Regions from separate parts of the Mus musculus genome. Here region 2 is linked to region 1. Evidence: chromatin contacts called from ENCODE Hi-C or POLR2A ChIA-PET data. All regions are on one chromosome and are shown on one strand. The core of a region is the stretch at or near the end of the contact, and the rest is flanking DNA. Distances in the headings are between cores, read along the strand shown. Region 1 holds the start of Zfp51 (zinc finger protein 51). Region 2 holds the start of Zfp677 (zinc finger protein 677).

Region 1 (3,819 bases), core at 917-3,416:
CCTCCAAAATACCTGGATCCTTAGTGACTGTCTCCTCCATCTACATCTTCCAGGGCTCTTTGCTCTGCTCCACAGGTGAGCAGGTCTGGGTGATCAGTGAGCCCTGCACATAAGAAAGAGATCTTCAGCAAGCACCTGCATTTCTTGCACAGTACTGTGCTCAGTAGATGTTATGCAGTGTCAGAATACTGAAAATATTTAGAAAGCATTTTCAGTTAGTGTAACTGAAAACTCTCTTCCAATCACAGTTCAGCCAAATCTGAGGGGCAGAAATGGAACTGAATGACTGGGATGAGAATATTACACACTAGTGAGGTTCCAAATTTATCCTGGACTAAAAATGATGGAAGTCCTATTCTCCCAAAGGAGCTAATGCTTGCAGAGGACTTGCCACAAAACCCTGAGGAGTGAAAGTACAGTCCTGAGGAGATTTTTCTCAGTGAAAGGCGGCTGAAGCAAACTATTCTCACCCACACAAACCAGAATACTGTAATTCTACAACCTCCAGTCTCTGTACAAAGCACTCCCAGCATGGTGCTGACACTGCCCCTCTTTCTGGCAGAAGTCCACAGTCACACTGGTGGCCGTGAACTGACCACAAAATACAAAACAACAGTTTGAATAGTGGTCCTGGTGCACACCTTTAACGCTAGCACTCAGGAAACAGAGTCAGGTGTAACTCAGTGACTTCCAGTCCAGCCTAGTCTACATGACAGGATGAGTTCTGGGCCAGACAGAGGGACACAATGGGTTCAAGCCACAGACAAAACAAACACAGGAACTAAGCCAAACTAAACCAAACCAAACCAAAAAACAGTTTGTGTTCATGGACAAAGTGGTTTTCTAGAACTAAGGAGACAAAATACTTTTGCTGTCTTTTTTCTGATATAGAAGAGCTAAAGTAATTATTTGAAAGATGATTTATAGTACCATCATATACAATATAATACCTTTTCTGTTTTATTTCTTTTTTCCTTTTCCTTCTCCCTCTTCCCACTGACATTTCTCTGTGGTTCTAGCTGTCCTTAAACTCCCTTTATGTACCAGGGTGGCAAGGAACTCCCAGATCCAATTGCCTCAGTTTCCTAAGTGTAGGCATTAAAGGCTTGTGATTAAAGGATTAAAGGGTTATAGGATACAGGGATTAAAGGATTAAAAACTGGTTTATAATGTCCTTTCTAACTGTGAACTGTAGCAGATGTGCAACTTGGTTATCATGTTGGTCCCCTAACAACTGGAGCAGAGGCTGTCTCTGACTCTGTTGACTGCCTTTGGATCCCCTTTCCCTAACTGGGCTGCCTTGTCTAGCCTCAATAGCCTCAGTGCAGTGCCTAATCCCACTGCATCTTGATATGCCAAGGAGGGTGGATATCCACAGGAGGCTTTCCCTTCTCTGAGGATAAAGAGAGGAAGGTGTAGGATAGGGGGAGGAAGGTAGTGGAGGAGTGAGAGACTAGAAGGAGAGGAAGAAGTGATGACAATCACTTCTAGTTATATTTACAACTATATCTACGAAACTCGCAACAAATATACGCTGAGATTCAGTTACATTTCCAGCCATTCCTTTCATGAGTAATAGCTAAAAGCTCTCTGGGGATGTTAAGTCACCAAGTATGTCCTGGGTATAACAGTGGAGTTAGCATGGATGTAAGTAAATTTAAAGAGCTTTATCCTTTATCTCAACAAAGAGAACTGGTTTGCAAACTTCAGTAGATAAACTAAAATATTCTACTATTCTACTATTTTGAATATTTTGGCAATCATTTGGTCAATGAAAAACACATCAGGATTATTTCAGTTTATATGCACTAAAATATATCGAGCCAGCTTACTTATGAACACCAGAAAAACTGATCACGCCCTGCTCTCTTCCGGCCCCTTCCCAGCCCCGTAGCTCCTTTGACTTGGGAGGTTTCTGAGCTATGGTTCCAGCTGCTGTGCTGCTGACTCTCCCAAGATGCCCCGCGCGGCACACGGCTGGCCGGCGTTTTACCTTCCCCTAAATTCCTCCCCGTTCTGCTATCCCAGGTCTACACTACGCGATTCCCTACGGTGCAGGGCCGTGAGCTCTGGACGTGAACAGGTCGTTAACACTTTTGGCTTTGGTTCTCAACTTACCTGGCTTCACTCACCTAGTTTCCCAGCTTCCGCTCACGTCACTCCTCTAACTCCTCCCACTCAACACTTTTCTACACTTCCTGGTAACGTCCAATGTGCTTGCACCCTCCGTTTCCGGGTGAGTGGCCCTGCCCCGCGGAGACCCGTCCCTCCCACTTTGTCTCTGGCTGCCTTCCACACAGGCCCAGCTGTCAGCTCGCCCAGCCTCCCCTCATGCTTGCTGCTAGCTAGACCAGAAGTGGATCTGGTAGGACTTTGCACCCCGATATCTGACCCCCATAGTGAGTTCAGAACCATTTAGATAAATGACCGGAAGCCTAACACCTCCTGGACTTCCAGCCGCTGGAATACATACTTTGTACCAAACAACAACAACACAGGCTAAATTCAGAAGCCCAAGTCCCATCCCCAAAACACAAACATGAGAAGCCAAAAGCAAATCCTAAAATTTTGACTTGGGAGAGACTTTTAAAGAACTTGGAATTTGAAAAGAAATAGGTGTCTCAAGAATTCAGTGGCTCTTTGCTATCCGCCCAGGGCCGAATTCATCCTGTGCTGTACTGATGTTACCACTAGATGGCGGTCTGTCATTTTACTAACTCAGAAAGGAGTTAGTCTTGTGATTTATGCTTAAAGTGAGAAAAACCAATTCTTTCTTTCTTTCTTTCTTTCTTTCTTTCTTTCTTTCTTTCTTTCTTTCTTTCTTTCTTTCTTTCTTTCTTTCTTTCTTCCTTCCTTCCTTCCTTCCTTCCTTCCTTCCTTCTCTCCTCCCTTCCTTCCACCCCTCTATTTATTTATTTATTTATTTATCTATTTATCTCTTTCTCTCTTCCTCCCTCCCTCCCTCCCTCCCTTTTTTCTGGAGTGTTGAATGCAGAGACCTTAACTTGCACAGATGCAAAAAATAAGGTATATGGTTCTAGTCTTAATATAGTCAGTTACTAGTTAGTTCATCTAGCTTGGTGAACACCAAAGAAGAGGTGGTTAGGATATAAGAAGGAAAAGAGGAGAGGATGGGCTAAGACACACTATTCTCTAGACTCCATACAATTATTGTAATCAGTAACCAACAGCAGCTGTCTTTATGTTCACTGGCCTCACACAAGACCACAGTCATTCTAGGAACTGGAACAGCTCACTTTACCTCCCAGAGGTTGGCTATGGATAGATTGTAGGAGAATAATCACTACCTTTAGTTGTCATCTTGTGCTGAGCACATCAGGCTCCAACACATAGCTCCTATCTTACTGGGTCCCTGGCAATATGAATAGAGATGAACACAATCGAGAGGTTTGTTGGAATTGTAAATCAGAAGAGCAGAGTTTTAGGAGTGGAATATGTACTTTATATCAAAAGTATACCAAAATATTGGGCAATACTTGATGTGGACATACAAATGCAATATGCAAGTGTGAAATAGCTAATAATAGAAAACTTGGGGGAGGTCATTCATTCACTCACTCATTCATTTGAGAAAGGTTTTCTTTGTGTAACACAATTATTAATGAAGTGTGCTACCATGCCCAGTTCAAAAAACATTTTTTTAAAAGAAACATATTTATTTCTTTTACATGAGTGCTCTATCTACATGTACACCTGCATACCAGGAGAGGGCATTGGATCCCATTACAGATGGTTGTGAGTCATGATGTGATTGTTGGGAATTGAACTCAGGATCTCTGGAAGGCTACACAGTGCTCT
Region 2 (3,819 bases), core at 442-2,941, 67 kb after region 1:
TGTGCATGGAATAAGGACAGCATCACTCACATGCACAATCAAGTAAAAGTTTATTGCCTCCTAAGATCAGTTCTTCTGTAGAAAGTCTTCTCATCTTTACAATAGGATAATCCTGAGGAGATTTTTCTCAGTGGAAGTCTCCAAAATTATTTCTAGTGAAACAGAATGTGGCAAAACTGATTTTATGTCCCACTTCCACATTTACCGGAATCCCTTACCATCCCTTCACCAATCCTCCAACATACCTGGATCTTTAGCCACTGTCTCCTGTCTCTCTAATGTTCTAGGGCACTTGTTCTGCTACACAGGTGAGCAGATGTGGGTGATCAGTGAGCCATGTACATGAGAACGAGATTCATCAGAAAGCACATGGATTTCTACTACAGTACTGTGCTCAGTAGATAAAGAGAGGATTTTATAGTGATATAAATATTTAGAACTCATTTCCATTTAGCATAACTGGAAGCCCACATTCAATCACAACTCAGTTAAAACTGACGGGAAGAAATGGAACTCAATGATTGTGATGACAGCACTATACACTTGTGAGATTCTTAATATAGCATGAACCAAGCAAGACTTTGTCATGCAGGGATCACACAATGCACACTTGTTTTCCAGGACCCTGAAGATGAATAAGGGAGAGAGCAAGCAAAGTATTCTCACGTACAAAAACCAGATTGCTGTAATTCTGCAGTATCCAGTCTCTATATAAAAACCTTCTGACCTTTCAGAAGGCATTCCACCTTTTCCTGGAAGAAGTTCACAGTCACACCACTGTCAAGTATCAACAACAAAACAAAACAAAACAAAACAACAACCTACAGTTTGAACAGTTGTGTTAGTGCACACTTTTGGATTCTATTATATTTGCAGCCATTGCTTTTATGACTAGTATATAAACGCTCTCTAGGGATGCCAAGTCACCAAGTAAGTCCTTGGGTGTAACAGGAGAGTTAGGATGGATGAATGTAAATTTCAAGAGCTTTGTCCTTTTCACCTAAACAAAGTGAACTGCATTTGAAATATCAACAGATAAATTCAAATATTCTAGGTTATTTAATAAGAACATTTGGGAAGCTCCAGGTTCGATTGGCTGTCTTTTCCTGTGCTGCACTGCTGACTCTCCTAGGCTGCAGCCAGGAAACTGTGTCTCCTTTTGTTGTTGTTGTTGTTGTTGTTGTCACTGGGGCTCTGATCTTTAAAGAAGCTCTTCTAAACCCGCCCACTACAACCCCGGTTCTGGTCACGTGGCGCCCACAAACATAGGAAAGGACGGGGCTTTCTTTTCCTTAATTACTTTTGTAGACTCCACTCAACTTTTCTCTTTTCTCCCTCTTACTGGGCCAGGCAGTATCCCCGCCCCCCGGATAACCACCACCAAGACCCTAGTTTCCCAGCCCCGCAGCTCCTCTGACCTGGGAGGTTCCAGACCCGCCGGGCTACGGTTCCCCGGCTGAGCCACAGACTGCTGACTCCAGGATGTTCAAGGCATCTGCGGCATAGGGGAGTTTTTGGGTCCTCACAGGACCCCAACCTGTGTCTTCTATACTCAGCTCCGCACCATTCGATCTCACACGATGCAGACCTACAGCTCCTTCAGGTAATGGGCCCTCGCCATTTGGACTTAGCCTTTTCAGCTCAACTTGTCTGGCCTCACTCAGTGTACCATCTTTTTACTTCACACCTCTAACCACGCCCACTCTATACACTTCCGCAACCACCACCCAATGGACATCCACCTTCTATTTCCGGGTGAGCGGCCCCGCCCGTCCCCGTGGAAGACAGTCCCTCTCACCCCAGCCCTGGCTGTCTTTCCTTAAGGCATTTTTGCCTTAGGGAGGGTCATATCAGTATCTTAGATTTTGAAAAGATTGAGGGAAGTCAGTGGTCAGCCCTTTGCTACTAGTCCCGAGCTGAATTCATCCCGCGATGTACTGCTTTCTCCACTAGATGGTGGTCTTGTCAGTACTGATTCAGAAACAAGTTTGTCTTCTGTGACTCATGCTAAAGGTGCTGTGAGGTAAAACAGATTTCTGGTGGATCCAGAGATTTTCCTTGTCCCAGATGCAGAAAACAAGTAAGGTACATATAGCTCTAGTCCTAAAAAAAGACGTTAAACCAGCTCATCTATAGGTCTGGGAATACTGAGGAAGAAGAGGTGTTAAGAAATAAGGGAAAGAAAAGGAAAGACCATTCTCTAGACTCCATATGATTGTAACCAGTAACCAACAACTGTACTTACAAGTACTAGCTTCACACAAGGCCACAGTCAATCTAGGAAAACTAAAAGGCACACTTTTCCCCTCAGATATTGTCCAAGTGTTGCAGGATATTTGATCACACTGTGAATCTGGGATTGTGCTATCGTGTAGCTCTGCCCTTAACACACACTAATCCCTCTGGCTGGAATACAAACACACCCTTAGTACACCCCTTTAATCCCAAACAATGAAGGTAAAGTTAGTTTGTGGAAGGAAGCTCCCTTGTCTGAAAGTGATGTCTAATTGGTGGGTAGACATAGTGAGAAATCAGAGAAAGATCTGACAAAATAGGATATGCCCAACTCTCATGAGAAGAGGGAGGAAAGAGAAGATATGTAAGGGGCAGTAAGAGAGGAAGGAGGCAGTTTTTATCAGGAGAGTTTTACAGAGACAGGTTGAAGAGGGAACAAGCTACACACAGGTGAAGAAAGAACAAGCCAGAGAGTGAGAAAGAGCCAGAAGATCAGAACATATTCCCAAAATTAGTGTGAAGCCAAGTAGAGGCAATCAGTGGAGGCCAAGAAGGAGAGAAAGCTAGATTGAATCAGTGAGTTTGGAGAAGAGCTTGAGCCAGAACAGCTGAGAAGAACCAGCCAGCAAGAGATTAGAAAAAAACAAAAACAAAAACAAAAACTAAAAATGGTTGAGATTATTCAGCAGCAAGTCTCAGAAGCTGAATATATTCTAGGCCTAGCTTGGATTGTACAGAGGCTAGAAGCATCCAGGTCTAGGCCTACCTAGGTTAGTAGATGAAAGTAGTAAGTGTCGGAGACACCAATCACTTTGGTGAAGGAAAAATACATTCACAGGTATGTGTAGGCTCTAGGATTAGACTTGCTGCACATCAGGCTCCAGGACATAGCCCTTAAAAACACAGTCTCACAAATGGCTCTGGTTCATCTCAGTGAGTCCCAGGTAATATGACTAGAGATGAACACAACAGAGAATTTTTCGGATTGTGGACTAGAATAGCAGAGTGGCAGATGAGAGTGAGCAGCACTTCACACACACACACACACACACACACACACACACACACACACACACGAACACACACACACACACACACACACACACAGACACACACAGACACATGCACAAACACTGTGTGTTCGTGTTTGTGTGGGCATGTCTGCATGTGTGAAATAGCCAATAATTACAAACGTTAAATGACCACATCAGTCTGTAATTTCTTTTTAGTTGTATCATATATGGTTTTATATCAGATAAAACTGTCAAGAAGTCTTCCTTGGTTGTGTCAAGAAGTACTTTAAATAGCTTTGTGGTTAGATCTTCTTTGAAGTTTTGCTAAACTCCTGTCAATCTGCTCCTCTGGTCATCTTATGTGGTGGTGGTGGTGGTGGTGGTGGGAGGATTTTTGTTACAGTTTCAGTCTCATTGCTCATTGTTCTGTTTCCAAATAAGTGGAATAGTAGAAATAAGATCCACTTCTTAAGGCAATCCAGTGACTATCCCACCTGGGGTCCATCCCATATACAGTTACCAAACCCAGACACTATTGTGGATGCCAACAAGTGCTTGATGACAAGAGCCT

Evidence for each region. Hi-C counts contacts between places; a loop is a spot of excess contacts on that map. ChIA-PET counts read pairs that join two places held with the same protein, here RNA polymerase II (POLR2A).
Region 2: POLR2A ChIA-PET joins it to region 1 with 20 read pairs in Patski. The contact joins the promoter of Zfp677 here to the promoter of Zfp51 in region 1. A Hi-C loop is called at or near these places in 1 of 37 maps with a recorded cell type or tissue (gastrocnemius). POLR2A ChIA-PET finds 5 or more read pairs at or near these places in 1 of 5 experiments (Patski).

The regions. Positions count from the first base shown.
Region 1 is chr17:21,448,721-21,452,539 of GRCm38, reverse strand. Zfp51 (zinc finger protein 51) reads right to left here and starts at 2,166. Exons shown (of 5, transcript NM_009558.4): 1 at 2,119-2,166; 2 at 13-103. The coding sequence starts at 40.
Region 2 is chr17:21,381,620-21,385,438 of GRCm38, reverse strand. Zfp677 (zinc finger protein 677) reads right to left here and starts at 1,691. Exons shown (of 4, transcript NM_172486.2): 1 at 1,419-1,691.